Linked DNA regions of Homo sapiens: all the other regions are linked to region 1. Evidence: chromatin contacts called from ENCODE Hi-C or POLR2A ChIA-PET data. All regions are on one chromosome and are shown on one strand. The core of a region is the stretch at or near the end of the contact, and the rest is flanking DNA. Distances in the headings are between cores, read along the strand shown. Region 1 overlaps JARID2 (jumonji and AT-rich interaction domain containing 2). Region 2 has its middle 450 kb from the start of LINC01108. Region 3 has its middle 390 kb from the start of JARID2-DT.

Region 1 (2,713 bases), core at 143-2,642:
GTTTGTAGATTTCATTTACTATGGAAAAATTAGAGCCATTATTATTTCAAATATTTTCGTGTGCATTCGTCTCCCCTTTGGGGACCTAATTTTCATATATATTACTCTGAAGTTGTCCCATAGCTCATGTGTTTTGTTCCTTTTTTGATCTGTATGTTGCATTTTAGATAGTTTATACCCTAAATCTGCTGGTAAGACTATTGAATATATCTTTTATCTCAGACATTGTTATTATATTTTAGAAGTTACAGCTGGGCACGCCTGTAATCCTAGCACTTCGGGAGGCCGAGGCGGGTGGATCACCAGGTCAGGAGTTCAAGACCTTCCTGGCCAACATGGTGAAACCCTGTCTCTACTAAAAATACAAAAATTAGCTGGGCGTGGTGGTGCGCATCTGTAATCCCAGCTACTCAGGAGGCTGAGGCAGGAGAATTGCTTGAACCCAGGAGGCGGAGGTTGCAGTGAGCCAAGATCACACCACTGCACTACAGCCTGGGTGACAGAGCAAGACTCCATAAAAAAAAAAAAAAGAAGTTAGATTTTGGTCTTTCCATAATCTTCAGTGTCTCTAGTAATATGCTTATTCTTTGGTGTTTCTTGAACATGTGGAGTACAGTTACAAGAGATATTTGAGTATATGTGCTATTTTTGTCTTCCATTATTTACAAAACAGTTTTGATTGATTAATCTTCCTCCTCATCAGTCATATTTTCCTGCATCTTTGCATGTCTGGTAGCTTTTTATTACTTGACAGACACTAAATTTTTCTCTGGCTGTGGGAAATGTTCGTATTTCTCTACATATTCTTGAGCATTGTTCTGAGATCTGATTATTAGGGAACAGTTTGATCTGTTTGGATCTTGGTTTCAAGCATGGTTAGGTAGGGCCAAAGCAGTGTTTACTGTGAGGCATTGTTTCCCTGCTACTCAGGCAAAAACCCTTACGAGTATTTTACTTGATGTCCTATGGATTATGTTTACCATGTAGGCTAGTAAGAATGGGCACTATTCCTGGTGCTTTTACAATTTGGATACTGTTCCTGCTAATCCTTTCTGGAAATACTTTCTCTTGGGTAGCTTCCTAACACAAATGTGCTTGTTAGTACTCAGCGGAAGACATGAGGAGCGCCTTTGGCAGATTCCATTGTTGTCTGTGTGGCTCTGGCCTCTGCTGTGCTCTGCCTTACACATTATATCACCTTGGCCTCCCCTTGTGTTTCTCAACCCCGGCTCTGCTTGCCCTTTCCGTAACTGCTGCAGCCTGGACATTCTCTCAGGGCAGTGAGCTGGAGGGATCATTTGTTTTCCATCCGTCAGGGATCACAGTATGTTGCTATATGGTGGCCGTTGTTTTGTGTGGATTTTTAGTTCTTTCAGACAGGCAAGAGGTATAAATCCTGTCTAGCTTCACTAAAAGCGGAAGTTCTTTCTGTTCTTTGAATGTTGAATGAGAGTGTGAGAGAGACACGTACCATCAGGAAATGGAACTAGCCACGGTCATAGCTTTTCATTTAGTTTTGTTAGTCTTTAAAAAAAAAAAAAGGTGAACAGCGTAAGTAAGCCCTGACTCCAAGAAAAAAAATTCAAAATTAATAAACATAAGCATTCGGCCTATAATAAAAATAGTAAACTCCATTCCATAATAAAGCCTGTGACTATTAGAAGTCCTTCTTTGAAGCTATGTAATCTGTCTCTTCCGTTAGGAAGAACTGACCTTAGCCTAGATAATATTGTGCTAAAAATTTTTACCTTAATTCTTTTGAAATACCTGTTTTTAAGGTTTTACCACCCTCACTTGGCAGCTGAGTTAATAGGATTTGGATCTAAGCTTTCACATCTATAATGCCTGGACTTTGCCACTGTACCATGTCACCTTCCATAAGTTGTAGCAAATGTAGGTCTGAATTTTCAGGTGTGTGCATCTGGACAGCAGTTGGCTTGGTGAGCTGTACTGGGGGTGGGGGTGCAGTTTGAACTGGGGTCTGGCCTGGTCCACAACTGTGCTGAGGGGCACCTCTTGCTGTCATGCCTAGTGTTACTCTTCAGCTGACCTCTTCTAGTAAATAATCTCTTCTGCCAAGGGATGTATTCCTTCTTTTCTGAAGTACATGAAATGCCTTGCTTCATTATAAACTGAGCGATGGATAGAAAGGGGAAAAGTTTTAGCTTATCTTGAGCAGAACCTACAGCTCCCGAAATCCTCTCTTGGGTCCTCCAATGTTAGAGGTCCTTTTGTTTAAGGACCCTGGAGAGAAGCGCGTCCAGGAGAGGGCCCAGCTCAGCTGACTGTTGTTTCAGGTAGCTGCTGCAAGTAGATCTGTGATTACTTGTTGATTTTAGTGGGTGGTTCTCTGTCCTTCTGGACGAATACTCTTTTTCTTTACTTTTCCTGCAGTGAGCTGGAGTTGGTAGGTTTGGGGTGGCTCACATCACAGTGCTTGCTTGTGCATATTCACCTTTCCCATGGAAATCTTCCAAGTGTGGGAGGGAAGTTTGTATTTCACGCACTGTGCCTTCACCTTGATCAGCAAGGTGAACCTGAGTTCCTGGGTTTCAGTGTCTGAGGTTGGATAGCACAGAGCTAAGGAAGCGTTTTCTGAGTGTGCCAGCAATTCTCGCTGGGCTGTGCATGCTCTGTTTCCTGGAGGCTGCACATGCTGCTCATCGACATTCGTGGTCAGGTTCTTTCCCTGCAGCAAAAACCCTTGGTTCAG
Region 2 (2,713 bases), core at 158-2,657, 690 kb before region 1:
TGGAATCCACGAGACTGACTTCCCTGAGGAGAGACTGCCTTCTAATGGCGTGACCATCTGCTCCACTTCCTTCGTGTTTGGTCAGTGAATCACGGCAAGTCACAGGCCACCTGAGCATTCTACTCACTTCTTTTGGATGCATCCAGGCCAAAGGCTCAGAGTGTGTTTGAGTTGAGATAGATCTGAGCATATTCAGTTAAATGAGGCCCTCAAAGAGTATGATGGGGAATTATGCCCCACTGCCTCCCAAACTTCAAATGTTGAAGCCCTAACCCTTAGAGCCTCAGACAGTAACTCTATTCGGAGATAGGGTCTGTAAAGAGGTAATTAAGAAAAGGAGCAAAAATGGAGCAAGTTTCCTTCTCCCTTGCGCTATTTCTAAGGTCATGTTATAAAAATCAAATGGAGAATACCTGTCAAACAGTTGATCAAGCAGTGAGGAGAAAGAGAAATAATATTAATTCAAAGGGCATGCTTCAACCCATAGTCAGAACAATCTATTAGTTAATCAAGCAAGATTTATTGATACTCACCAAGAGACTGAATATACAAATGGACAACGGCCAAGCCATAATTAAAAACAACTCCAACCTACAATCTACAGCAGCCAGCCCAGGACACCAACCCATTAGCAACAGCAATCGGCCCAGGAAGCCAGCCTGCTATCATCAGCCAGACCTCTAGAAGTCTAACCACTATCTCTATCAACAAGTTAGGAAGCCAAACAATAACCCCTGTAAGAATCAGCTCCAAATGGCCAGAACTTGACTGACAATGGACAGCCTCCCTGATTTTTGTCCCTGCTTCCAACTTAGGACAAACCAGAGAAAGGCAAATATGCACCCTAAGCAATCACATAGGCATCTGTGCTTCTAGTGAACCACCTCCAGCTTCCCACACCAACAGCCTCCAATCAGCACATACCTGGAGCCTCCCTTTTTTCTACTATGAAGTTTTCCCACTCCTCTGCCCGCATTTGAGTCTCTGCCAAAACACAAACGATAGTAGCTCTGAATAAACAGCCTGTGCTTATTCTTATTTGGTTGGTCTTCATTTATTTCCACACTTCCAAATGCAAGTAAATGTTATGCTAGGCCCTTGAATGGTCAGGGAAAATACAAGGAGATATACGACATGGTCCTTATGCCTAATAAACTTAAAATCTTTGGGACTGGAGATAAAATGCACAAAAAGCAAGAACCACCACCACAATGACTAAGCAAATAATAAAGCCAGTCAGGAATAGTAAGTCTCAAATGCAAGTTCCAGATACTGGACGTAGAAGTCTGGAGAAGAGAGATTACTTTTGGCTGGGGAGGTCAGATATGAACTGAACTTCAGCACACACAAAGGAATTATTCTAGTAATTATTGGGTTCCCCCTTGCTCACATGGTTACTCACACTTGAAAGTTTGCGGTAACAAGAAGGAGCCTTGGCAGGAAGTTTGTTTGTTCCATGACTGCTTTTACTGTCACATGAAGAGTGAGTGGTTGATTTACTGAGAAGTCCCCCTTGTTACCCTTCATAAGCCCCAAGTGAGTCAGGACCTTCCCTTGGTCATCAAACTGGAGACAGGACACCCTTGCCCAGTTAGCATTTTAGTTCAGCTTGCCTGGGTTCTCATTCCAAATTCCTGCCCCCAAATCCTTGGTCACCCCCAAGAGTAGATCTTTATCCACAACAGGCCACTGTTGAACCTAAGGTTTCCCAGAGGAAACCAGAAAAGACTTCCCTTATGTTGGGGTTTTAGGGTACCCAATAAATAGGACCCCTCTTTCCTGCCCAACTTCTGAGCCAATTAAGAGGAATAGGAATCAGGCAGATAGAGGGAAAATATCACCATTCTTTTAAGTTGACAAAGTCTTGGTTGGTGGCTATCATTTCAGGTCCTTGGGCTTGTTAATATTGTACCACTGATGGCAAACAGAAACTTTGCAACATGGAGATTTACCACTTAAAAGTTAAGGCTTGGAGGGGCAGAGGATGTTTACTTTCCTCAGGCTCTTCCCAGAGAGAAAGGAATAGGTGAGGCGTACATCTTCCATTGCTTCTCCCAGGCCGACTGAAGTTCCTCTTCCTCCAATGAAGTGAAGGAGAGAGAGGATGCAGGCGGCCAGGGGATTTACTCAATGGAAACATGTCCCCAATAGAAACAAGGACAGCAGGGAACAAATGTTCCCATCAGCTACCTACAACAGGTAAGGCTAAGTCTCTGTGGGGTTGAGGTCCCTTGCCCCCAGCGCACATACACACACACACACACACACACACACACACACACACACACAGCCACCAATGCCATGCTCATGCTTTGTATAGTTTTGGGATTTGTGACAACTTTTAAGTCTGAGGGGAATGAATGTACTCATGAAGAAAATCTCCACCGTTAAGGAAATGCCCTTGGTGTGGACTAGTGCTAGAGGCACAGACCTTGAGTAGGGAGTCCTGAATTCCTATCCCAGTGCTGAGTTAAGCAGCTCTATAGTTATTCAAGGTCTCTTGCCCTCCATGTGCTCTGTCCTCAGTTATGCACTGGAGATCAGAATACCTGTCCTGCCAAGTGTGTGAAAGACAAGATAAAACCAGAAAGGGCCTCTGAATAACCCAGCTCCACTTCACAGAAGCACTGGGGTGGTTCCATATTCAGAGAAAATAGTAATGTTTTTCTTGAAAAATAGAGTAGATGTGAAGCAACTTTCTGTCACTTCTCAG
Region 3 (2,713 bases), core at 99-2,598, 560 kb before region 1:
GTTCTGGAAGCTGGAAGTCTAAGGTCGAGGTGTCAGCAGAGTTGGTGTCTCCTGGGGCCTCCCTCCTTGGCTTGCAGATGGCGTCTTCCACTGTGTCCTCACATGGTCTTCCCTCTGTGAGTGTCTGCGTCCTCATCTCCTCTTTTTACATGAACACAGTCATGGTGGATTAAGGATCGCCCATAGGACCTCATTGTAACTTAACTACCTCTTTAAAGATGAAATACGGCTCATGCCTGTAATCCCTGCCAAGGCGGCTGGATCACCTGAGATCAGGAGTTTGAGACCAACCTGACCAACATGGCGAAACCCCATCTCAACTAAAAATACAAAAATTAGCCAGGCACGGTGGCAGGCACCTGTGATCCCAGCTACTCAGGAGCCTGAAACATGGAAATAGCTTGAACCCAGGAGGCGGAGGCTGCAGTGAGCTGAGATCGCGCCAATGCACTCCAGCTTGGGCAACTGACTGAGACTCCACCTCAAAAAAAAAAAAAAAAAAAAAAAAAGACAAAATACAGTCGCATTCTGAGGAACTGGAGATTAGTTAGGGCTTTAACATATGAATTTGACGGGGGGGGAGGGACAAAATTCAGCTAAGAACCTGCTTTTCCTGAAGCATCACCAGATCAACATTACATACATGTGTGCACACACACGCACACACACATTTTACGTTCTTCTCTGACTTGCTCAGAATTTCCAATTCCAACTACTGTGTCGGGAGCCAGGGAGGGAAGAACTCCATATGTCCTGGCTCGGAACAGTCTCTCTGGGGTAACCCAATGTCTCCCAGTAAGTGCCCAGTTTTGCAGGGCATCTCCTCTCTCTCCAGGACTCAGCCTACCCACTTTCTGTAGGGGTAGAGATAAGCACTGGCATCCTCCCAGCAGTGACAGGAAGGCCTCAGGCCTCGCTCTTGCTCCTTGCTGTGTCCCCTGCCTGCACCTGGGCATCGGCCTCTGTCCTCACTGCTGTTGTTGCTGAAGCACCAAGGCCGGTGTGACTCTGCGTCTCTTCTTTGAGTGGGGCATCACCCACTCATTGCTCCGGGGACCTTAGCCTTCCCGCCCGCTGACCGCCTGGTCCACCTGAGCTCTCCCTGGTCCCACAAGTGCCCCAGGGTCAGGCTTCATCTCCCTATTGATGCCAACTCCAGCAGCCACCTTCTAGCTGCGTATGCAGAAGACTCTGCCCTTCCCCCGGTGAAGTCCCTCAGTGGGCTCACCCAGCCCACACCTCAGCTACCGTCCACATCTCCCACCAAAACACAGTGTGGCATAAGCGTGGAACCACCGCGTAAGGCTCTCTTCACTGACACGTCACATCCTCTTTTCTTCTCTGTGGGGAAGCCCCGCCTCAGCCTCGGGCACCATCACGGGGGTGTGTGTGGGGGGGTCTCCTTTCATTCTCTGAATGTGGAGTGGGAGCACCGCCCCTCAGTGTCAACTTCCTGCAACTTATCTGAGATGTGTTACCCGCATCTCACACGTCCCCCCACCGGCGCCCCCACTTCCACCCCCGCCTTCAGCAAGAGACTGGAACTCTGAGGAAGAAACTAAGAACACACCTATTCCCTTTCTCCTTCTCTCCTCAGTCCTTCCTCTCTCAACTAGAAGGGTTTTCCATGTCCAGCAGTACAGATAATTTCCTTATGTCAGATTCTCTGTTCTGCACATCATGGTGTAAGATAATAACACCCAGTGCTCAGACCTCCAGGGTCTACTTTTCACAGGCAGATGGAAACTTATTGGAATTTGGGAAATACTTTTCTTTCTTAGCAAAGCATGGACTGGAAGATTCTCTCACTTTGCACAAAACAATTCTAACATGAAACCCAAAGCTAAGCCAGGACTCTTTCTTCTGAGCAGCCTCCTCCTTCTCTCCCCCTGAATTGATGGATTCAGCTCCAGGACAACCTGATACAAAAGTACACAAACACACTGTAGCACTAGCAACTGTGAAACAAATATTCCAGTACATGGCAGGGCGCGGGGGCTCACACCTGTAATCCCAGCACTTTGGGAGGCCGAGGCAGGCAGATCACGAGGTCAGGAGTTTCAGACCAGTCTGGCCAACATAGTGAAACCCCGTCTCTACTAAAAATACAAAAAATTAGCTGGGCATGGTGGTGGGCGCCTGTAATTCCAGCTACTTGGGAGGCTGAGGCAGAAGAATCGCTTGAAGCCGTGAGGCGGAGGTTGCAGATAGCGCCACTGCACTCCAGCCCAGGAGACAGTGTGAGACTCCGTCTCAAAAAAAAAAACCAAAAAATAAATAAATATATATATATATATATATATTCCATTACATCCCCCAGAGTAGGTCAATTTGTAAAAGGGCATTTAATTTATCTGGTTAGCACTGTTTTCCTTAGATAGGCAATTGGGGAGGCAATGGAGAAAAATATCAAATGCATTCATTAATAATTCATTGGTAGGAGCCTCTCTCTGGTTCCTAACCAGAAAGCTTTCGTATCCAAAGAGCTAAGGCAATGACAATGACAGCAGTTATCCTCCCAGGAACATGAAGGCACCCACCATCCTTACTGTTTACTTATATATCTCATTTGGGATCTCATCACTAAGGGTTGTGAAAACTAGCAGAAGAAAACCCTCAGAAAACTTTCAGTATAAGAAGATTGAATTGGCTGGTTCCCTGACTCATTACAACAGAACGGAAAACGTGAATTCAAGGCAATATAAATGATGGC

Evidence for each region. A loop is a pair of places that touch in the nucleus more often than their neighbours do. ChIA-PET counts read pairs that join two places held with the same protein, here RNA polymerase II (POLR2A). Pooled maps may share reads with other maps.
Region 2: a map of naive thymus-derived CD4-positive, alpha-beta T cell shows a loop between it and region 1 (2.1-fold over the local background). The contact joins two enhancer-like sites. A Hi-C loop is called at or near these places in 1 of 168 maps with a recorded cell type or tissue (naive thymus-derived CD4-positive, alpha-beta T cell) and 6 of 50 pooled maps. POLR2A ChIA-PET finds 5 or more read pairs at or near these places in 4 of 52 experiments (PC-3, activated CD4-positive, alpha-beta T cell, activated CD4-positive, alpha-beta memory T cell and 1 more).
Region 3: POLR2A ChIA-PET joins it to region 1 with 15 read pairs in activated B cell. The contact joins two enhancer-like sites. POLR2A ChIA-PET finds 5 or more read pairs at or near these places in 3 of 52 experiments (AG04450, activated B cell and naive thymus-derived CD4-positive, alpha-beta T cell).

Annotation. Positions count from the first base shown.
Region 1 is chr6:15,419,884-15,422,596 of GRCh38, forward strand. All of the region lies in intron 3 of JARID2 (jumonji and AT-rich interaction domain containing 2), which reads left to right. Among named protein-coding and RNA genes, the nearest start is that of DTNBP1-AS1, 120 kb to the right of the region's middle. RefSeq lists an enhancer at 2,617-2,676. Within about 2 kb of position 1,393, at least 8 of the 41 ENCODE cell types and tissues checked have a DNase peak (open chromatin) inside an H3K27ac peak, as active enhancers do.
Region 2 is chr6:14,733,529-14,736,241 of GRCh38, forward strand. No RefSeq gene overlaps it. Among named protein-coding and RNA genes, the nearest start is that of LINC01108, 450 kb to the left of the region's middle. RefSeq lists an enhancer at 1-520. Within about 2 kb of position 1,408, at least 8 of the 41 ENCODE cell types and tissues checked have a DNase peak (open chromatin) inside an H3K27ac peak, as active enhancers do.
Region 3 is chr6:14,856,328-14,859,040 of GRCh38, forward strand. No RefSeq gene overlaps it. Among named protein-coding and RNA genes, the nearest start is that of JARID2-DT, 390 kb to the right of the region's middle. RefSeq lists an enhancer at 1,326-1,455. Within about 2 kb of position 1,349, at least 5 of the 41 ENCODE cell types and tissues checked have a DNase peak (open chromatin) inside an H3K27ac peak, as active enhancers do.